Linked DNA regions of Homo sapiens: regions 2 and 3 are each linked to region 1. Evidence: chromatin loops called from intact Hi-C (ENCODE). Cell type or tissue: endothelial cell of umbilical vein. All regions are shown on one strand.

Region 1 (8,000 bases):
AGAAAGAAGATGAAGAGGAAGAGCTGGGAGCACATATTTAACCAAAAATAAGAAGTCCATAGGTCTTGGACGAATACACTCCTACCAGCACTGGGCAGGCAGACAGAAGAGGGCCCAGATTAAATTAAAAAGTGTGTGATTAATTGGCAGCTAGTAAAGAACAAGATGAAATCCTTCAGAAAACAAATATATGAGTTTTGGTGAGCTGAAGAGATCTGTATCTGAAGTCAGAATATTTAATATACATCATATATAATTAATATTATTATTATTTAATGTTCTTTTAAAGGGTGACTGGGTCAGTATAACTGAGCATAATCTGTTTTGTCTCAGAGTCTGGCTATCTTTTTTCCCAATATCAGTCTCTCAACTAAACCAAACATGTTTTTAACTTCTCCCACTTAATTTAGTAGGTTAACAAGTCTATGTAAAAGAAGAGTATCATAATTTAGCTTAATAGTCCCTTGCAATACTATTTTAATATTTTAAAATCAAAATATCACTTTAAAACCTATAGGAATTATTTTTGCTTCCTTTGGCTTTGGTTCTTTTGTATCATACAATTTTATCATTTAAAATCAAAGATCTTACCATCAGATTTACCTGGGCTATAGTAGTAATTTTACCACTTACCCATGGCCAAATGTGTATGACAATCCCTACTTCATGAGATTATCATAAAGATGAAATTAAATGAGACAATTTTTTTTTTTTTTTTTTTTTTTTTTTTTGAGCTGGAGTCTTTCTCTGTCACCCAGGCTGGAGTCAGTGGTAAAATCTCTGCTCACTGCAACCTCCACCTCCCGGGTTCAAGCAATTCTCCTGCCTCAGCCTCCCGAGTAGCTGGGACTACAGGCGCCTCCCACCATGCCTGGCTAAATTTTGTATTTTTAGTAGAGACGGGGTTTCACCATGTTGGCCAGGCTGGTATCGAACTCCTGACCTCATGATCCACCCACCTTGGCCTCCCAAAGTGCTGGGATTACAGGCATGAGCCACCACGCCCAGCCCTAAATGAGACAATTTATGTGATTTTTTTGCACATGGGAGGCACTCAAAAAATAAAAGTGTCCATTTCCTTCACCTCTGAATTCATACTCTTTATTTTAAAGTTGCAGTGTCGTGTATACAGATGTAAAAGAGAGCTTTGGAATCAGTGAGGCCTGGATCCAAACCCCATCTCTGCTTTCCACCAGCTGTGCGACCTTGGGCAAATGTCCTAGTCTCTCTGAACCTCACTTTCTTCTTCTGTAAAAGGAAAATAATGGTACTACTTTGCAGGAATGCTGAGGTTTACAAATAGCATATGCCAAGTATCTGGCACATGTTAGGTGCAAAATAAATGGTTTTGCTTACACTTAGATAAAATGACTTTTGTTCTATGAAATGGAGCTAATGATTAGGTTTTATGGAAAGGCTTTATTTATTTATTTTATGATTAGGTTATACAAAAATGCTTTATTTCACCTGGAAGCTTACCTGGGTGTCATTTTATGGTTGTCTCATCTGACCATTTTTAAACCATGGTTGGATCTTGTGGAAATGTTTAGAGCTCGTTATGAAGCCAATGTAAACAAAGGTACCTATCAGCTGTTGCAGACACTATCCCATCCACAGGGGCACCCCTGACATAGCTGTAGCCCAACTTCACCCTGAAGTCTTGGAAAGGTTACATGATTCAGACAGATGTAGTAGGCATGAGATTACAGGCCAAGAGGAAGAGGCCGGGGCTGTAGGCAGTATACTTGACAGGCTCATACACTGCAAGCCTTGTTCCGGGCCCCTTACAAAGCACCTCTTTAGGATGAAAACAAGATGGTCTTTGTAAATAAAAGTTCATGCATTTGGGTAATGAAGTCATTTTCCAGCGCTGCAGTGAAAGATATTCTTCTCCCAAGCCCTCTGGGTGAGGACTGGAGGGAGGAAGAGGGGTGGCCAGTGAATCTGAAGAGAAGATATTAGCACAAAGAGTGCAACAGTCTATCCCCCAGAAAAAACCCGAGAAACCTTGCTCAAGAAAGTGGGCACCCTGACCCTCTGCCTTCAGAGATCATCTACCTTTGGTTCCTGCCCTGGAATCCCTTTTCCACCCACTTTCCTGCAAACTAGCGGGGGCCACATAAAATATCTATGTAAATATAGATAAGACATCCGGTACCTTGACTACATAAATAAGAGTGGTGAGGAAGCGTCACAAAAGCTGAATATTCTTCTGGAGCCCTTGGAGGGGCTCCAAACTGAGAGGGGAGGGAAGACCGCAGGGAAAGGCGGACCTCAGTGTCTGAAAAGCCAGCTTAGAGTGGGAGGGCCTGGGAGTAGAAGGTAAAAAGGGAGTGGTGAGAATGAATGTGAGAAGGAAGCCAGGACAGCGCAGTCCCCAGTCCCGAACGGCCAGGGAGAGGAGGTGGCCTAGCGCTGGCGGGGCTCACCCCAATCCGTCTGCCTTTTGATGCCGTACTGTAAGCTCCGTCCATCTGTAGGTTCTTGAGCCAGAACCTCTGCGGGAAGGAGAAAAAGTGAAAGAGGGAGAGGGAGAGGGAGAGAGAGGGGGAGAAGGGGAGAGAGAGAGAGGGAGAGAGAGGCTGGAACTCTCCCTTACTCTCGCACTTTCCCTTTATTTCCTAAGCTGCTGGTTGCGCAGCCACCTCGGGATACTGCACACGGAGAGGAGGGAAAATAAGCGAGGCACCGCCGCACCACGCGGGAGACCTACGGAGACCCACAGCGCCCGAGCCCTGGAAGAGCACTACTGGATGTCAGCGGAGAAATGGCTTTGAGCTCAGCCTGGCGCTCGGTTCTGCCTCTGTGGCTCCTCTGGAGCGCTGCCTGCTCCCGCGCCGCGTCCGGGGACGACAACGCTTTTCCTTTTGACATTGAAGGGAGCTCAGCGGTTGGCAGGCAAGACCCGCCTGAGACGAGCGAACCCCGCGTGGCTCTGGGACGCCTGCCGCCTGCGGCCGAGGTACAGTGTCCCTGCCATTGCCACCCTGCTGGGGCACCTGCGCCCCCGCGGGCTGTGCCACACTCGTCCTTCTCTCTCTCTCCGCCTCTTTCCTCTCCCCAGTGCCTTGAGAGTTTCACCTGGGCTAGGTCAGTTCGGAAACTTGAAATAAAGAGTTTTCCTTTGTAAGTTGCATTTGGATGTTGAGAGTTGAAAGTTGAGGCTTCGGAATGTGTCTGCTCAAAGGGGTGAGAGTGCATGTGTTGGTGCTCTGAGTTCATCCGCTAGACTCTCACCGGGGACTGCAGCAGCACATCGGTGACTTCTGCCACTTGCGTGTCCCAGTAGTCATTTTGTCAAGCCACGGCACTTAACGTGTGTGCCCTGTCACTGGCTTCCTGCTCCTCTGTGCTGTTAGGACAGTGGGAACACTACTGCAGGATCTTTTTGTCTCATATTAGACAAGAAGTCTTCTGCAGCAGGGAAGGTGAGGGGGTGAGTGAGAGTGGCTGGTCATGAAAGGAGCTGTTAGACAACTGCTGAGAGGGTATCTTAAGTAGAAACGAGCCATTGTATTCCAGAAACAAGATGTTTCCATTAAAATCAAGCCTCAGGATATGCTATTGATAATATGTTTATTCAAAGAGCTGCTGTTTGAATACCTTACAATAGCTTTTAAGTTGGAAACAAAACCAGAATGTAGAGGTCTGGTAAAGGAGAATGAATCCAGAACAAGTGATTTAAGAACCCCTGAACTGAAACAGACAACAGCATGCCCATTGCATGGGACATGCTAAGAGGGAGGAAAATAAAGTCACCTAAGTTCATGGGAAAGGAAGGAGCAATTGACCTAGCAAAACAAACACCACACTCTATAGCTATGGTTACAGCAACTGTACAACTAAAACAGTTATGTGGATTGACACCATTTCTAACATCACTGATGCATGGATTATTGCTATGAATTCTGTTAATTGTTAGTACAATTATAGTTATTAATTATTGATGATTAAAAATAAGGTGCATGAACATGGTCCTTCTTCAGAGTAAGCCCTACCCACATTGCCCCAAAAAAGAGAGTGGACAGGGTCAGAATATGCCAACCTCTCACTGTGGTATAAAATGTAGCCTCCATGAAAAAGAGGGAGCATGGCTTCTGGTCAACTTCATACCCAGAAACTTGGGGAGAAGCCAGACCAGGAGGGACTTCATGCAATGGGAAGGCTTTGCTTCTCTACAGGCTTGGAATTAACCCCAGGGAAGCATTATCTCCACCTGTTGCTTTGAGCACGTAAAGTCCCTGAATGAAATGCTTAATTTTACTTAAGAGTAAAATTGGCAGATAAATTGCAGGACACTCAAATGTGAATTTCAGATAAATAATGAATGAATTTTGATCACATCCCAAATACTGCAGAGGACATATTTATATTAAAATTTGTTTTCATTGTTCATCTGAAATTCAAATTTATCCGGGCATCCTGTATTTGTATCTGTTAGGTCTAAAGAGACAAGCCATATACAACTGTTTTTTGTAACTCTCATCCCACAAAAAAAATAGGAAAGTAATTTTTTGAGTTTTAGAGAACCTTAAAATTAATGCTAAGACCCTAGGAAATTTCTTATGTGCTCATATGTTTGGTGAAATAATAGGAAGGCAGCACAGCAAAGTGTTTCAGATTGCAGGTTTTCAGTCTGATGGTCCCAAGTTGAAATTTCAAGCTCTTTGACCTTGGTCAAGTTACAGATCCCCAGACTGCAGATAAACTGATACTGACAGAATTTATTGATGCCTGCTTCATACCTCATACTTTTATTGTAATGAAATTAGATAAAATAGAGTGCTTAGCATAGTGCTTGACATAGTATAAATGCCCTATATATGCCAAGAGTTGTTACAATTGTTACTATAAAAAATGTGGATGATGATCAGATTAAAAGAAACCCTTATTTGAGAATATTCCTTAGAACCTTATGTTTATGGTTTTCTTTTACTTAATATTATTATATCTGTTTATCTATATTCTTCCAGCTGGAAAAAAAATGTCACGTAGTGAATTAAATTTGTAGTAATGTCAGAGTCTAATAGGTTCAGAATGCCAGTGGAGGCCTTCAGTTTTGAAAAACAGAAAGAAGATATTAGTCATTCCAGGAAGGTCAAAGTATATGGTGTAGAAAGGGTGAGATTGAGGTAATTATGTTCCCACTGCATAGTTTCACATAATGCCTCCAGTTAGCCTGCGGTCCCATGGCGATCCCAACGCCCCACCATCAGGTTTCCCATGCTCTTTATAGCAGTAACCAGACCTTAAACCAAATACATTCCGGAGACTTAATAACATGGTACAAACACTTTACTGGGTTGGCTCAGGAGACTGTATTTGTGTATATGTGGAGAGAGAAAGAGAACACGGACACATTATTCATGGGAGAGGTTCAATGTGTGGATGGGAAGATATTCTAAAAATACATTCTCTTTACTTGGATTTATATGAATGGTTATTCTGCAATTCTCCTTCAGAGGGAATGAAGAAAAATATTAAGGCAAGCATGGAGCAGTGGGAGGTGCTTGGCTGAAGGCCTTCCTGAGGTTCTCCTAAGCTCTTCAATAGCCCAGCTTGTGGACTCTCCATCCCTGAGTACTTGGCCCAAGACACAAACTCTGGCATGCTGTATTGCTCCATGTGAGCTGGGGAACAAATACATGAAATATGCACGGAATAAAAGGATAGAGATTGTTGGCTGACCAAAAAGGAAGTCTCCTCTTTTCCTTGTAAAACAAGCCAAAGCTTCCCCCCAGATGCAAAGTATTTGAAAAGAAGAGCACCTGTGGGTAACTCCGTACTAGTTGTGGGGAGGATTTTCCCACCTTTGCTTCTTGACACTTAATCTACTGAGTCCTTTATTGCTGAGTTTATGGTGAGAACAGTGATTCTCAACAGGTGATTCTCAAAAGGGAAGACTGGGCAGTTTCAATAATGATAATCAGTATTCTAATATTTCACATTAAGGAAAAGAAAGTCTATTCATTCCACCACACACACTATAGCAGGAAAAACTAGGCCAAACTCTTCTTGACCAATATAGATATGGTAGATATGGAAAAGAACTGGTGTGGGGGCAGGAATGAAGATGGGAACACCCCCACAAGAAGCCAGTAACAGAATGTCCTTAGGAAGAATGAGATTCTTGTCCATCAAAAAGAAGTAGGAACTAAACAAGGTCAAGAACATGAGGTTGGAGGTTACATTGTGTGGCTGGAAAGAAGCCACACAGAGACTGAGAAACTGAGAAGGCAAGGACTCTTCTGACAGGGCAAGGTGGAAGGTGGTGGAGGAGGTGACGGTGCTATTACTGGCTTTCACAGATAAATGATAGAATAAGGGATACAATTGACAACATTGAGTTGTCAATGAGTTGCCCCTCAGAGGGGAAAAGAGGAATTTCTCTCCTAGAAACCTCAGTTTTGCTATTGTTGTCATTATTGTTGTGTTAACTTCACTCCAAGAAGATCAGTGCCCATGAACATACCTTACACTGGAAAAACTGACTTGCTAAAAAGAAACTCTATAAAGCAGACTAACTCTGAGGGACTTTTCCTCTTGACTTTTTTCCTTGTTGATACGTGACCCCATGTCCCAGCACATTGTTAGGGTCCTGCCATTAAAAGATTGCAGAATGTTTAATAAAAACATTTTAGATCTCTTTAACCATCTGCTTTCTTTTTTCTTATCTTGGTCACTTGCTTTGAAAAAGGTCCCTTGAGATCACACTAAGACCTCCAGTTGCTAGCCTGGGTTATCACTCTACATTGCTGTTCCAACAATTCAATTAGGTAATCTGAACCCCTTACATGCAGTCATTATTTCATTCATTTATTCACCCAACAAGCTGGTTTGGAGCCTTACCTCGAAAGAGCAATAAAATAGGTACAAGGAGCAATAGAAAGAAGGTATAGTCTCATCTTTGCCCTCAGGGGTGAGCAATTGAAGAGAGAAAAAAAATAAGTGGCCATTATATACAGAACAATGTACTAACATTCTATAAGAGTGGCTACAAGGTAAGTGCCATGGAGGTAATGTGAAAAAAGTATTATTCCTGTGCTAGACCAGTAGGGCACAAAACTTACTTGCCAAACACCAAAATAGGCTTCAAAAACCTTATTTTAGAAGAACTGGAATATAGCAGTGGTGGTAATAGCAATAATAGTATGGCTCATAGCTGATACTCGTTGAGTACTTACCACATGCCGATACTGATGTAAACACTTCCCATGAGTAATTTCCAGTAACTTTCATGACAAATCAATGTGACTGGTATCGTTATTATCTCATTTGATACACATAGAAACCGAGGCACAGAGCATTTGCCCAGGCCCCTGCTTGTAAGCAGCACAGCTAGGAAGGAGTTTATAAAAGCAGTTCAACTGTGCAAAAGTAGCTAGGAAGAGGTGATTAGGTAAATAGAAATATATATAGGAATACTTCTAGTCAAAGTTTTGGGAATTCCTTTTTTTTTTTTTTTTTTTTTTTTTTGAAACAGAGTCTTGCTCTATTGCCTGTCTGGAGTGCAGTGGCTTGATCTCAGCTCACTGCAACCCCTGCCTCCTGAGTTAAAGCGATTCCCCTGCCTCAGCCTCCCAAGTAGCTGGGATTACAGGCACATGCCACAACGCCCAACTAATTTTTCGTATTTTAGTAGAGACAGGGTTTCACCATGTTGGCCAAGATAGTCTCTATCACCTGACCTTATGATCCACCCGCCTCGGCCTCCCAAAGTGCTGGGATTACAGGCGTGAGCCACCGCACCCTGCTGGGAATTTCTTTAAATGAAGAAATATAAAATGCAATTTAAAGACCATTTTTGCAGTGCTTGTTAGATGAGTAGCATAAGTTACAAAAAGTTGAGATAACTTCCCTTCTCCGTCTAGCCTAATGACTACTTTTTAAAACTACTCACGTAAGAAAGAAAAAAACTAATACTTGTTGACTTCTACTATGTCCCATCAACCTCCATGAATTGTCTTAATACTAAATAGTGAAAATTATACCCATTTTAC
Region 2 (8,000 bases), 60 kb before region 1:
ATAACATAAACTTCCCGTTTATCAGATCATCTAGCTGTGACCATTAATAATTCTAATATCACACTGCGTTTTGAGGTCTAACAGCCTGTTTTATTTTTCATTTTAGAATGGGAATTCTTCAACTTTCTCATGATAAGAACTTCCAGGTGCTTCCAGATGCAGTAGGTAGATCATTTTATAGGGTAAGTGGAAACCATCAGGAATGGTGTCCATATACAGAGTTTCAAAGCATCTTACATGGGATACAAATCCATACCACTGAAGAAGCATGGTAAGCCTTGCATTAATTTTAAAATGAACATGGTATGAAAGTTACATTTTGAAAGAAACACACAGAATAAAATGAGGTAAGAATCAGGGGTTCTGGAGTCAGGTATAACTGAATTCAATTGAGAGTAGCCCTCTTAGTAGCATATAAACTTCAGTGAGTTATTTATTTTATCTGAGGCACCAATTTTTCTCTGCAAAATGTGAGAAAAAAAATACCTATCCTATCCTATCCTGAAGAGGCCCCACAAAGTTAAATGAATTGTTTATGTAACATGCATGGCATGTTACACTCAGTAACAGTGCCTTGGTTGCAAGGGCAGAAGAGATCATTTGTAGGATTTTTGCAATATTCGCTCCATTTGTAATGATTAGCTCTAAAAGAAGGGATGTTTTTCTAGACTCATGTCCCAAAGGGCATATTTTAATATTGGGTGTGGGATGGGGAGACAGGTTGAAGTCTGTAAAAAAAACTCTTCGCAGCATGGCATATGACTTTATGTCTGGCAGCTGATGTATCCCGAGGAAGATTTGTAACCTTGAACCAAGGATAAAAACCTGCAATACTGACATAAGCAATGTTCAGATGGAAAATAATTGTTCCATTCTTTGCCTTTCTAAACAACCCATTACTCATTCTTTCAACAAGACCTAACACAATTTTGTCTGTCTCTCCTAGGTTCTATTCTTTGTTGAATGAGAGAGAGCATATATACTTTATTCATAGCATAGCTTGATATAAACACGTCTTTGCAAGATAGTGCTATCATCTGGATTGTTACTAGGATACAAGTGTTCCATCACATTCTTGGGGAAAAAAAAGAAAACTTGTACCCAGTGGACATATTCCAGCAAGCATAGTGAGCATGATCCACCATTTTGGGCTCAAGAAAAAGGACTCCATGCAGGTTAATCAGAACTTTTTATGAAAACTATTCAAAAGAAGTTGAATATACTCCTGAAACATTTACAAAAGAAAAAAGTGGGACCTAAAACTGGCCACATACTTTTTAATTATTAAAGTTGAACATTATATTGTATGTGCATTTATGTCTTTTCTGTGATTTGTATGTTCATGACATTTGCCGATTTTTCTATTACAGTGTTTATCCTTTTCTGTATTATTCAGAGTTTTTAATGTTAGAAATAGTGATATGGCTGCCAAACACATAGTAAATATGTTCTAAGTTTGGGGAAATGCAACGTAGTCAAATCTGTCTTTTCTTTTGTTATCCCTTTCATTGAAACATCTCTCTTTTCCTTAAAACCTTATATTACAACTCTTCTTAATGACATCTAATGCTGCAGAAAGGTCTAGGAAGATGACCAAAAAGCAGCTACCTGATTAAACAATTAGAATGTCTTTGAGCACTTTTAGAAGAAATTTCTTGTACTTGTGAGCTTTGACCCCAGATTGCAAGAGTATAAGCAATAAGCGCAGACCAATAGTTCACAAGCTTTTGTGTGAAGGGAAATTGGCAGCATCATAGGCTACAGGTGGGGGTAAAAGTTAAGGTGAAGGTACTGACTTTGATCTTGAACTCTGGCAGATCAGATATGCCTTCAGAGAGATGATGTTTCTTCCTCATGGTGGTAGTGACCATCTTTGGTTACAACCTCTATCCTCAGAAAGGAACTCTATGACCCTTTTGGGCCTCAGAATGTGATACCCCAAAGACTGGTGCTTTGGCCTGCTGGGAGGCCTTAAAAGCTGCCTCAGAATCAAGGTCCATTCAACCTTGTCTTTTCCTCACCCTACAAGTCAATGAGGGACTCTTTCTGAAATTTTCTTGTCTGACCAAGAAAGCTTCTTTCCAAAAGAAATGCAATTGTCTCAAGACTCATTCCCTAGAGATCTCATCAAATAACCTGGAAAGATCAACTACTGGAGGACAGAGAAGACTGGGAGTCATCACCATACCCAGACAGACTTCATCAATTCATCTGAAGGCAGCTTCAAGAGATTACCTAAGAGGCTGTTTCTGTGGACCATTGTCTGAGCACTGGGCCTTTTGTTTCCCCTGAAAATCACTTACTCCGATACATCTTACTTCCCTCTCCCTTATGAAGAGGGCACTTAAGCCTAAACCATCTGGTCCCTCCTTGAGTTCATATTTTATATGACTCCCATACACATGTGTGCACATAATAGGACTATAATAAACTTGTTATGCTTTTCTTTGATTAACCTGTTTTTTGTTGTTATGGGGTGTCAGTCATGACCCTTTATGATAAGGAGGAAAGAGATCATATCCTCTCCACCCCTACAACCCTATATTAGGTGGTATCTCAAGGGGGAAAATACATTCTGGATCATCATCATCATCACCACCATGGTAATAAATTAGTTTGAAAACTTTGAAGCATTTCTTCATACTATTTTTAACCTCAAGTGTCAAAATGAGACAAGTAGAGGGGTATTATTATCTCCATCTTACAAAAGAAGAAAATTAATTTCAGAGAGCTTAATTGACTAAACCCAGTATGGTATCCCAGAGTGAAATTCTAGACTATATTCTTATCATCAGAAACATACAGTTGGGATAAGCTGAAGGAACAATTAAGAGTACTCAAGAGAATATACACAAATTAAATACTAATAAGATTAATACATAAATACAATAAAATACTATAATGCATCATACTAATAATAAACGCCAAACAGGTAACTGAGAAAGGATTATACCAATGTTGGCTGGATTATTAAAGAAGATTTGATGGAAATATTTGTATTTCAAATGGGAGTTGGATATTGGCAGGTAGAGAGAAAGAAAACATTTCAGACAGAAGAGGATGAGAAAGTACTGAGGTAGGAGTGCCAGCCTGGTATGGGCAGGAAGGAGGCCGACCTGATTGGAATAAGCATTGTTAGGAGCAGGGTATTAGGCTAGATAAATCAAATCAGGATTTGAAGGGCCTAGAATATCAGGGTGAAATTTTTCAAACTGAACCTTTGAGCAATGGAGATGCATTGCAGTTATTTTACAAGGGAGAGGGAAATGATTAAAGAGTGTTCTTTAAAAAAAGGGGTATGATGAGTACATGCTGAACAGATAGAAGGAAAAGATGCCAGAAAAAATAGTTAAAATGAGAAAACAGCCATCCAGATGTGAAGTGACGAGGCCTTTATGATGGTAGTGGGGATAAAAAAAAAGAGACAATAAAAGAAGTAAATTTCAAATCAGAAATGCTGAAAATCTTGTTCCCAAGTGTTGAGCACCAGGAAGTGGAGATACTCTGATGCCAGGAAAAGAAGATGGGCAAAGAGAGAGTTTTGCTTAGGAAGGGAAATGACCAAGACAACTGTGGGGACATATAGTATTTGGAAAAAAAGTTGGAAAAAAGGGCTAGATAAAATACATCTATATATGCTTATATATTATATTTATGTATATATTTTCTATATATTACACACACATATGTATACTTGTATATATACGTATATATGTATATATACACGTATATATGTATATATACACGTATATATTTATATATACACGTATATATGTATATATACACGTATATGTATATATGTATATATGTATGTGTATGTATATATGTATATATATGTATGTGTATATATATGTATATATATGTTACCACTGTGCTCAAGTAGCAGGCACCCAATAAATGTTTGTTTCCTGCCTAGTCTCCAAGACAACACAGCTTAAGAGGTTACTAATTTAGACATTATAACTAGGATTGTGACAATAGATGAGTCCACAGATGCAACAAATGTAAAAATAACAACAATGACAACAACAAAATTAGAGGTCCTAGAAGTAAGATTCAAGGAGCATTCACAGTTAGTGGATGAGAGAATGTAACAAGGGCAATTAAGGAGCAGGGGAGAGTCAGTTTCCTCTGACTCTCCGAAAACTGTACAATTACCTTCTAAAGCATCAGGTTTAAACCTCCATATTCACTGTTAAGGGGGTGAACAGTAAAATTAATCGAGAAAGCCGAGTTATTCTGCCAAGGAGACCCATTTGAAAGTGAAATAGAGGTCAAAACCCTACTCTAACATGGAAATTGGAAACCGCCAGATTTTTCAATGCTCTGATATAGTTCAAAAAGGGCAGAATTGATGGATTATTAACTATGCCAACTGGCATCGTGGAATTTATGTTTTCTTTGTTATGTAAAATGTACAATCATAACAGAAACATCAAAAACCTGAGAAGGTTCAAGGAAGGGCATAAAACAAATGTAATTCAAATTTTACTGTAATAAATAAAACTAACAGCAGAGGGCTCCCCTCAACGCCTGGCAAATTCTCAAAGCAGAGAAACTACAAATGGGGCACGTTTCTGGTAACCTCTGGTTCCATTCGAAATTTTCTATACATAAGAGAAAAAAAAAACAACTATCCATTAGTAAATAAATTACAAATACAATATTTAGACCTGCAGGTGCTAAAATTCCTTTTTCTCTTTAATTTTGTTTTCCTCACTGTGCTTTTTGCTAATCAGAAACTATTGAAGTTATTAATGCAATAATTCAGAAGGTTCTGGATGTAAAATGCCCAAAGACAGTAGAGGGATTTCTATAGCCTCTCTAAAGTATTTCAGATTATCCACCTGATTACATAAACAACATTTCCAGAAAATTGCCATTTTTTTAACCTATAATCCTGGTATCCAAATGTAGACATTACAAACGCAAGGGAGCTGTACTCAACAGCTAGGAATCTTTAATAATTTGAGGCCTTGAGGAGAACTGACATCTGGTGAAACACCAAAATGGTTTCAAAATAAATCAAAATACTATTTATACTTTTAAAAGATATTTTGAAAGTATTTTGAGTTATTTACAGAAAACAGTACTCTATATAGTAGACTCTGTGTAGGTCATCCATGTTTTCAACCAGCTATTTTTTTATTTATTATGGAAATATGAGTTAAAGTAGCCTTTGCCTCAAAGTGTTGTCATTCATTTTGCACTTTGTCCATAGAAAATGCAATGATTTTTTTCAAAGGCCAGTTTTGTTGTAGGTCAATCAAGCACTCATTTGAATGCTGATTTATTTTTATGGAGATGCATATTTTTGATGGCTTCTTTGGATTCATCACAAGGTATATCACTAACTACACTAGGAGTCAGCAAATTATAACATAGTGGGGGCCAAACCCAGCCACTGCCTGTTTTTGTACGGCCTGAAAGCTGAGAATTATTTTTACATTTTTAAATGACTGCAAAAATCAAAAGAATTCTAACATTTTATAACACATAAAATTATATAAAATTCCAAGTTCAGTATTCATAAAGTTTCAAATTTCATCAATAAAAATTTTGTGGAAATCTGTTTTCTTCTCCTATTATGTAAGTACTTACATGATACTCTCAATTTTGCCTCTTGGCCCACAAAGCTTAATTTTTTTTTTTTCCATTTGACTTAATACAGAAAAAGTTTGCCAAACTCCGAACTATGCAAAATGCCAAAACCATTATTCAATGCTCCTTGGGTTATTTAAAATAATGCAAGATTTGCCCCTTTAACACTATAACCTAATCATCTGCAGCACTGGTTCCCAAAATAATCTGTACTTTGGAATTACTGGGTAGCTTCAAAAATTATTGATGTTTGTGTCCTTGCCTGAGATTGTGACTTAATTGGCCTGGGGAATAACCTGAACTTTTAAAAGATCCCCAAGTGATTCTACTGTGAAGTTTGGAAACCACTGATTTAGTGCTTTGGCAAGTTCAATCCTCCCAGCTTTATCTGGGCGCTCCCTTCTACTGGCAGCCCTTTTTGCTCTTCCTCCAGCACATGGCCCTCTGCAGCTAGCCCCAATTCCCCCAGATCACTTAGGCCTTTCATTCCCACCACCAGAGCTAAGTGACCTTCTCACCAACTCCACTGAGAAGATCAAGGCCAACCCATCCCCAAGTTTTCTTGTTTTACTTCCTGAATGAAATTCTTCCCTCAAGTCCATTCTCTCCTCTCCAGTCCTTCTAGAGGGAATACACCATAGTGGCTAAAAAGGAGTCTTCAATCAGGCAGACATGAATTTAAATCCCTATTCCCATAATCCCAGCACTTCGAGAGGTCAAGGCAGATGAATTGCTTGAACCCAGGAGTTCAAGACCATCCTGGGCAACACGGGGAGACCCCATCTTTACAAAAAATTAAAAATAAAAAAATTAGCCAGGCATGGTGGCATGGTGGTGCCCACTCATAGTCCCAATTACTCAGGAGGGCAGATAGCTTGAGCCCAGGATCATACCACTGTATTGCAGCCTGGGTAAGAGAGCAAGAACTTGTCTCTAAAAAATTGCAATAATAACAATAATAATAATAATAACCCTATAGGGATTTTTGTGAAAATTAAATGCTACTCACAGTGTATTAAATTAAATGTTACTTACTGCTACTTACAGTGTTGTCCTTGGACTAACATCTTCAGCATCACCTGGGCACTTGCTAGAAATTCAGAATCTCAGGTCTCACTCAGACCTTCTGAATCAGAATCTTCATTTTAATGAGATCCAATAGTGATTTGTGTGCACATGAAGGTTTGAGATTCGTGGTGCTAGGAAGCTTTTTATTTCTCTTCACAGTCCACATCCAGGCTGTTTCATCCTAGCCCTTCGACAGTTCCCAATACACATGATATTGATGATGCCCTAGAGTGTGGCTTTTACGTAGAAAAGGAGATTTGCTTGAGTTTAAAAAAAAATTAATGTCAGCTATGTATAGGACAACTTGAAATGAGAAGAGACTGGGGTGGGATCGAGGTGGTTAGGAAATACAGTGTCACCTTCGTGCAACTTAGGAAAAGACACTCCCTCTGAGCCTACAGGACCCCATGCACACCTGGTGAACTAAGACAGCCCTTGGGCAATTGAGAAAATGGTGCCCCTCTGGGTTGACACCACCCTGTTTCAGAGCAGGTGGCTTGCCAAATGCAGCAGGGCCTCAGCCAGTTGTCCTCAGGCAGTGTGTGGCAACCATGCAGAAGGAGGATTGGATGGGATCCTGAACTAGGGCGTGGAAGATTGGAATGAAAAGCAAGGATGGATTCTAGAAAATGCTGAAATGGTGGAGGGCAATGGGGGAAAGACAGGGAGGAATGTGGACCTGGGGTTATTAAGGAAGACTTCTGGGAAGAGGCAAGATTTGACACAAATTCCAAGAGTTTGTAAAATTGAGGTGTAGGATCAAATATTCAAGATGCTATGAACAGGATGAGGTTATGAGAGTGAAGACATTTAGAGAACGTCAGCGGTAAAGCACCATATGGCAGAAAGAACAGTGGACTATAATCAGGGAGGTGGTATTAAAGAGTCTCAATTCATTCAGCTATAAATACAAATTTTATTTTCTTCCAATAACTGTCCCCAATAATCCCAGATCAAATCCTCCCTAACAACACCTGAGCCCTATTCCATGTTTTCTTAGTCTCTTTGTTTCATTTAGATTGCATGTTGTATCTCATTCAAAACTTCCTTTCCCTTTCCCTAGCCAGGGGTGTAGTCTTTATCACATGCTTTCCCTTTCCTCCCTCTTCCCTGAGCTATTCCTTGAGTATTGGGGCAGGACAGTGAGGTTGCAGACCTCTCCTGCACAGCCCCCTCTGCTTGTCTGTGGCTCCACCATGCTTCACCTTCTCCAACATGCTCCCTCCATGAAGCAGCTCTTGACACTGGAAGCTCCTTGAGAAATTTGGCCACATCTCTGGCTGACCCCAGCTGACATTATTGCATCACATTTCTTTGTCCCTCACTGGGGA
Region 3 (8,000 bases), 120 kb before region 1:
GGGAGCCAAAGACCCCACAGGAAAACAAGGTTTGATGCAGTATAACAGTAGCACTAAAATAATAAAATAAAAAATAATGGTATTAAATCCAAAACAAGCCCATGTGGATTGCTGATCATTTATGTAACCATTTTGTAACTTTCAGTCACCTTTCTAGCCTGCAGTTTTTGGACTCATGCAAATAAGACAGCTTTGTGGCAGGATCTTAGGAAATTTTATATCACATGGTGAGCTTCACACCACGCAGTTAGAATAATTCATATGCAGCACAAACCTGAACCAAGATGATTATATCATTTACACTTCTCCAAATTCCTTCTGTCCTTGTGTGCTCTCGGACCCATTCCAGCCCTTTCTCTAATCTCTTCTGTAGTGGCCTGGGCTGATCCCTGCAAATTCCATTTCCTACTGCCTTGTAATTGGGTTCAGGCAGTGGGAACACTGGCAGAATATTTGAGGGTGAAAAAAGAAGAGGCCAGGGCATTTCTTCACCTACCTCTCTGTTTTGGAGGCATCCTCAGAAGTGGCTGGACATCCTCCAGGACTTCCAGATTCCTCTGGACAGCCTCTCCTTCTGTGCTCCCAGCCCCTCTAGACTCTGGCCGTACTACCTCCCTTTTCCCCCTTTCCTCCATTCTAAAGCTGGTAGGAAATTCCTGCTGTGGATAATAATGGGAATGCCTCTTTTTTCCCTTCCTGCCATTTTGGATCTTGCATCACTGCTGTAGTTTCCCATATTGGATGCCTTCTATTGAACTAGTTGGCATGAGCTGTTTTCCTGAATGAGCACTGACAAATATTCTCTCTTAATCCCATCCATCGTCTACCATTGTGTGGTGACACTCAGATGAATGCTAAATACACACATCTCATTTCAAGATATGCCATATTTATTCATTAATCTTTAACCTATTGTATTAAAGACAGTGAGAAATACATTGTCTATTACCAAGCTCAAGTTTTCAAAAAGTGATAGCTATCAAGAGTAAAAGGGAATATCAAAGTAAGTTTCTCAATCATTGGGGAAAATGGGCATAACACTGAACTCCCCATGGTTCAAGAATGGACTTGTTCAGGGAGTCAGTGTATTCTCCCATATTAGAGCACAAACCCCTGGAAAATAGGCCACAAAACCAGTTAAATTTTGATTGGAAAAGGAATTGGATTTCTTTCACTACTTAATTCTAGGTGCTGGATATACAGCTACGCATGAAACAAACAAAATCCCTGACCTCCTGGAGTTTAGTCTCAAAGAAGAAACACTAAAAAAGTAAACAGATCAACAATATTATTTCAGCAAATTGCAAGTGCTATAAAGAAAGATGAAGTAGGAAAAGGGAAGGGTAGTGGCTGGGAAAGGAGTTTTATTGATGGTTTCATAGAAGGCTCCTGAGAGGTGACAAGATAGCAGAGTCTGACTGATTAGAGAAAGTCAGGAGGACAAGAAGAAGAGCATCCCCAGCAGAGGAAGGAGCAGGAATGGAAGCCCTGCTGCAAGAATGCAGAGTGGGGCTGAGGAGTTCTGCCCTGGCTCTAGCACATGCCCTGAAGAGCCTGCATTTTGTAATGCATTCAGATTTGTATACCAGTGCAATTATATTTCAGTCATCATTGGCCCACCTCCCAATTTTTCCAAAACACGTGCAGACTTCTCAGAAATAACTATCACTGAACTTTTCTCAATAAATTCATTTATAAATGGTTGCACACCTCCACATTATTGACCTCAGGTCAGCTGGTGTTTCTCTCAGTGATAATCCCTAGACCAGTTGCTTCCAAGTCACCTGGGGTTGGGGTTCTTGTTTAAAATGATGCCTTCTCATCCCCCTCTCAGAACTACTGAATCCGAACCCCTGGGCTTGATGCCTACACATCTGTGACAGTCTTTCCACATAACATTTAAGCTCACTAAGTCTGGGAGTCACTGGGCTGTATACCTCCATGCCTCCATCCCACAAAATTTAGCGTTACATGGTTAGTGAAGCTGCAGCTTGCCAGCAAGTATATACAATTTCTCAGTTTAAATTCACCCCCTCCACCAAAAAAGAGTCCTTTAAAAGAAAAGCAATCAGTCAGTATGGAAATGTCCAAACAAAACCAAAATGCATAATTTAATTTGTGATTCTGATTTCAAAGGGCCAGTTTATTTAATTCCATTTGGAACTTTACCAACGCTACTAGGTATCCCCCTGTGTGTGTTTCTCCCTCTCACCCTAGAGAAGATTTGAGCCAACTTTTACTGTGGTCTAGCAAGATTTTCACTTCTGTCTCTGGGGCAACTGGTGAGCTTCTACGTACCTTTGATTAAAAAGAATCTCTGGCTATCTCGATTTCTGAGCACACTTCCTCTTTAGTGCCCTTTCCCAGTGAATTCCTGGCAAAGTCACAGAAAATCACTTTCAGGATAACATTTCTTTAAAAGTTATTACATCTAATTTATATAAAGTACTTGATTGTTTAAAAATACTATATAATTATATGTTTAACCTTATAGCATAGAGTTCTGTTTAATCTTACATTTTGCTTTAAGAGAAAACCAAATAAATTGCAAAGTATATATAGTCAAAAACTTTTCTAATAAATCAAATTCACAAAGATTCTTGTTTGGAGGTTTGGAGCAAGTAACCATGATTTCAAAAATAACAAATTGCTGGCAAGCCCATCAGAAATGTCACACAAGAACAAAGTAAAAAGGCCCTTACTAGTTTCAAAATATAAATAAACATACATTGCAAATCAAACAATTCAAATTATATATATGGGGTTTATTATTTCTAACAATTGATCTATTTTTATTACCTTCGGAGCACACTTTTAACCTAGTTCATATATATTACATCTGTCTGAATTTTAAAAAAATTGATACTTGGACATTGTCAAAAGAAACATTACTTCAAAAAATTAAAAAATAGAAAAGAATAATATCTGCTAGTAATGGCTTTTAGGATATTAGGTAACCATACTGCCACTTTTATCCATCACACTTTCTATCTCATTCCATGGAAATATTGCCATTCCACAGTCTTCCCAAAGTTAATTGACTGGGGTCGGTGAAGACAAAATCATAGGATTTCAAGAGCAAAATTTCTTCCTGCTTTTCACAACTTAGCCAATTCTCTGTATGCCAAGTGACTTTAGTCTAATAAGAATTAAAATAATTTTTCTAATTTCACGATCACAGGTTTTTTTCACGTTTTTATATTTCCATGTCATGATACCCAGATGCTCCGATTTTCTTTTCTGTGAGAGTGTCTCTCCAAATTCCCTGCAAAACTTTGCCCTATTCTTCCTACACTCTGCAAAGGGCAGTAGAGTGAAGCAGCAAGGACTCTACTACATTCTACATACACACTCCCCTCTTCCAACCATTGTTGTCTTCTGGTCCTGTGGTTAGTCCTTCATACTCCTCATGTTACCACAAAGACGGCAACCAGTAAGCTACAGACTAAAGGGTGCCAAGGATGTGTAACGTTACTCCCCATTAACTGACCCAAATGCAACCTGTTTTGCACAGTGGTCTATGCTAGTCCTTAAAATGTTCACTAGAGGGTGCACTATTTCTTTCCAAATTATTGAAGATGACTCCTAAATAGTAATATTAAAGTCAATCTATTCAAATGCTCCACTATATTAAGTCCTCAACATTAGATTTCAAGAAAAATAATAGCCAGAAAAGTCATATTTAGTGGGTCTAGTGGACAAAAATGGAAGTAGCAACAACTATCTACCATTAGTCCAGTGGCAGAATAATTTCTTCATCTGGAATTCTCAACCTTAGGATGAATGTGGCTGGCACCATATGCACTATGGTCTGTGCTTTCTGCACACACACACACACACACATACACACACATGCACACACACACTCCCCACTACAACCAAGCTTCTTGGAGAAAAGATGGAGGGGAAGAGATGCACCTCAGGATAGTAACCAGACAGAATAGCTATGACATGCTATGCAAAACCCTGTTTGACCAAAGAAGCTTGGCCCTTTTTATAGTAGCGCTTGTCTCTTTGCTACTATATCAGAGGAGGGTAGTTGTTCCCATGAGCTTGTTAACTCCAAGCAGGCTTCCTTGTCAATGAAGAATCAGTAGGGGAAGCTGTTAACTGTCAGGTTATGGCCAACCCAACAGTGGAGGCTTTAACATCAGATCAGAGTTACCTGTTACCCCATGCAAACTTTCATAAGGAGAGTGGGAAGGGGCAAATCCAAAGTTGGACATCTGAGATTACTGATATTCATTATTAAGTAAATGAACAAAAACGTTTTCCCAATAGCAATTTTAGTATAATCCTCACAATATCCTCATTCCATATATTATATTTTCTTCAGCTGAAAATGCATGCTTGTGTTTAATACAATTGTCTTTCCATAGCCTCTTAGCACATGCCAAGACACCTGTTGTTTTTGTTGTTGTATTTTGTGTGAGATATATATATATAAAACCAAGGCTCCTGTTTAAACTCAACCTGTTTCACATTGTGGTAATAGTTGACTTTCATTTGTCGCCACTTATTCATTTTTATAAGGCTGACCTCTTTTCACCTCTTAACACTACCCCAGAAATTTCTGAAAGTATCATCATCACTCCCATTCAGCTAAGATGTTCCAGATCTATCTTGCTCTTCCTGCCCAAGTTAAGCAGTCGCTCCCCTCAAGGGAGAACTGGTTCATTTCGGGGAATGATGATACATAGTCCTGAAATCTGGGTGCTTGTCTGCATTTTATATCATTCTACACCACCACTGGCAATAAACTGCCTCATATTAGAAGCCATGTGTTTTTAGTAACGTAAGAGCAGACTTTCAAATTCAGTCCTTCAGCTATCAATGTGGAGTAACTGGTGCTCACCAGGATTGGGTCATGATGGTGAGTGTTTATTGCAAAGCATGTTAACCTCCAGTGCATATTGACGTCACTGCTCTCCTGGGTGGCAGCAAAGTGGGTTGAAATTCAGAAAATGGTTCCCCTAACATGGCACAAGTCCATAATATGACCACAGCTACACATAGCTAAATGCAGACTTATTTTTTATTTATTTTTTTTTACATTATCAAGCACAGCATTAAAAAAAAATATATTAACACACTCTGGCAAAATGGGCCTTGGCTGTTAGTCTCTGTTAACAAAGAAGATATTCAATAAGGTGAAGTCCATTAGATTCACTGTTCTTGCTAATACTGCCCTATGAAAAGTAATACACATTCTCTACAGATGACCAATGTATGGAGGGGTCCTGTGTTTGCTTTGACTTTCCTTTGCCCTAAGTAAGCACTTTTATTGAAGCTCTCTTAATCTTTTTCCACCTGTTATACATCAGTGATGAATGTAGTAACTAACCTTATTTCACCTATGGCTTACAGACAAACCCTTTTCTTTCAAAAAGAAAATATCTTTTTTAAGCTGTTTTGAGATTATTTCTCTTACTTCATCCCAAAGAGTCTATTTTGGAAGGTGGTCTCAAGTTATTAGCTATTCTAAAATAGAACATTCTTAGCATTTTAACCAAACAAGGTCGTGACTGGAAAAGCTGCTACTTTCTGACATGGGCCTACAGGCGTCAGAATTAATTGGCACATTTTCAGTGGGGTAAATTGAAAACTTTAATCAGGGACTGAAAGTTCGACCATTTCCAATAGCAGAACGGTCAAAGGGGAAAAGAGGTGTGCTCTTCATAGGTCTCTTAACTGAATTATTCATGATGGAAGAAGATATTACACTCTTATAAAAGTTTCCTTATGGACTTCATTTAGAATTATTTCCCTTAATCTATTTGGATCTTCAGGGGGAGTCCTGCCTAGGGTGAATATTGACTTCAGTGCCTATAAAATTTCTGAATGGCTCTGTCTTTGGGGTTCTCAGCCCAGGCAACTTAACAGCATAGCAACAGCTTTTAGGATAAATGAATTCACTCCATTAGGCTTATGAAACTGGTCCATGCCCATGAGGTCACCTACTCCTGAAACCCCCTCTGGAATAAAGTTTTCACACCTCTGTAGAGCAGAGGCCTTAGTACAAATGCTTACAGAAACCAGAGACCAATAAACTTGTCTTCCATTGACTGGTGATAGACAACGGGGAGGGGAGCTGCAAAGCCTTGCTCCACATCTGTCTCACCTCCTGGCTTCCACCATACCAGATCTTACGTGGTCAAATCTTCCTATTTCTCAAGAGAAGCTGGTGGATTTATAAGCTTGTTTATTGTAGGCATGTCAGATGGGTAGAATGGGATTAATGGGATTAATCATGCCATCAATTCATGACACATTATCTTTGTTTCTTATCTTATTTTTATCTCCATCTTATACAATCCAATTTCTCTTCCCCTCCACAGGCTCCCAACCTAAAGTATTTCATATTTGTACCTTCAACCTCCAATATTTTTATTTGTACCTTCAACCTCCAATATATATATTTCTATATCTGTGAATGTCTTTAAAATATGAACATTAATATTTGTGTACATGTAATTTACATAAATAGTGCTAGACTACAAAAATTATGTTTTCGAGATCTGTTCATGTGGCTAAATATCTACTTTGTTCATTTCTTGTGACTGCTGTATAATCTAAATTTAGCCTAAGTATCCCCTGGTTCTTTGCTAGCACAAATAATGCTGAGATAAACATCCTCTTAAATATCTCTGGTGCATGCTTGTGAGAATTTCTATAGTGTTTAGGGTCTACAGAGTAATGAATCAATTCCACTAAGTACTGCTTTATAGCTTTCTAAGGTGACCATACCAGTCCATATCTCCCAGCAGTACACGAGGTTTCCCATCTCTCCATAGTCCCACCAGCATTTGATATGCAATGTTCTAATTTTTTGCACTTCAGTAAGCAGTATCTCAGAGTTTTAAGTTATATTTTGTTGATTAAAATGAAGTTAAACAACTCATTTTTGCATGTCATTTGTCAGCCATTAGGGTATGTCTTAATCATAATCTTTGACTTTTTATGTTGTTTTTTTCTTGCTTATTTACAAAAATTTATTTTATTATTCTAAATATTAATTATTTCTTGGTGATAAATATATTATAGATCTTCTCTCAAACTGTCACTTATCCTAAGTTTTGTTTTCATTTTCTCCAAATGAAACCCCATTCCTAAATTTTGTTTGTGGTGTTTTTGATTGTCCTTTATTAAGTACTGACTAGAAAGCTAAAATGCCACCTTTCCAGACTCTAGAAGTTAGGGTAGCCAGGTAACAGTTCATTCTGATGTAATGAAATATATTAATTTTTCTCTTTATAGTTTATACTTGAAGGATTTATTATTTATTTATGGTCCAAGGTCACTCTATCTGATGGATTTATTTTAGAATCTATCTACATGCCCAATCACAAAGAAAAATTTCTGAATTTTCTTCTATTAGCTTTACAGTTTTAGCTTTCAAATTTAATTTTTTAAATCTACCTGCTTCTCTAACTTAATTTTTCCTCCTATTCCATACTTTATATTCTGTCCAAGTCTCCCAACACTATTTATTAAGTAACTCATTCATTTTCCAAAGATCAAATTCTAAGTGTATTTATGTGTATTTTTTTCATTTCTATTTCTTTGAATAATAAATTAAACTCAGATAATTTTTTGCCCCCTTACTACTCCTCATTTTCTAAATTAGCTTAGCTATTTATACACATTCATTCATCTATGTTCATCTGGAAATCAGCTAGTGAAGATGCAAACGCAAAAAAAAAAAAAGTTTACTGGGATTTTAATTCAACTGCCTTAAATATTTAAAATATTAAATTATCCCATCCATGAACATGATTTACCTCCAATTTTTTTATGTTTCTTTTATATACTTTACTTATATAAGTATGATGCACTTAAAGGTAATTCCCAGATAAGTTACAGATTTTGTAACTGGACATTGGGATTAATACTCAAAAGCATTTGAAATCACTTTTTCCCCTCCTTCCACAAGGGAGGCCAGTTCTGGCCAAAGAGAGAAGGTCCCTGTAAAGGGGGTTTCTTCCTCACCTCACATCCTC

Evidence for each region. Peaks named below come from ENCODE experiments on the same cell type or tissue, not always from the same donor. Only the 100,000 strongest peaks of a DNase experiment are listed, where the experiment ranks them.
Region 2: a loop joins it to region 1, with 5 times the contacts of the local background. A loop is called at or near these places in 9 of 110 quality-filtered maps.
Region 3: a loop joins it to region 1, with 4 times the contacts of the local background. A loop is called at or near these places in 2 of 110 quality-filtered maps.

The regions. Positions count from the first base shown.
Region 1 is chr6:112,248,918-112,256,917 of GRCh38, reverse strand. It overlaps LAMA4 (laminin subunit alpha 4), which reads left to right and starts at 2,351. Exons shown (of 39, transcript NM_001105206.3): 1 at 2,351-2,459; 2 at 2,627-2,962. The coding sequence starts at 2,768. All of the region lies in intron 2 of LAMA4-AS1 (LAMA4 antisense RNA 1), which reads right to left. In endothelial cell of umbilical vein, no CTCF peak of the experiment used is centred here; DNase peaks (open chromatin) are centred at 2,307, 3,747, 5,167, 7,217 and 1 weaker place; H3K4me3 peaks cover 4,536 bases; H3K27ac peaks cover 6,198 bases.
Region 2 is chr6:112,308,670-112,316,669 of GRCh38, reverse strand. No RefSeq gene overlaps it. Among named protein-coding and RNA genes, the nearest start is that of RFPL4B, 35 kb to the left of the region's middle. In endothelial cell of umbilical vein, a CTCF peak has its summit at 4,533 (motif pointing right); a DNase peak (open chromatin) is centred at 4,519.
Region 3 is chr6:112,367,938-112,375,937 of GRCh38, reverse strand. No RefSeq gene overlaps it. Among named protein-coding and RNA genes, the nearest start is that of RFPL4B, 25 kb to the right of the region's middle. In endothelial cell of umbilical vein, a CTCF peak has its summit at 3,527 (motif pointing right); a DNase peak (open chromatin) is centred at 3,527; H3K27me3 peaks cover 1,449 bases.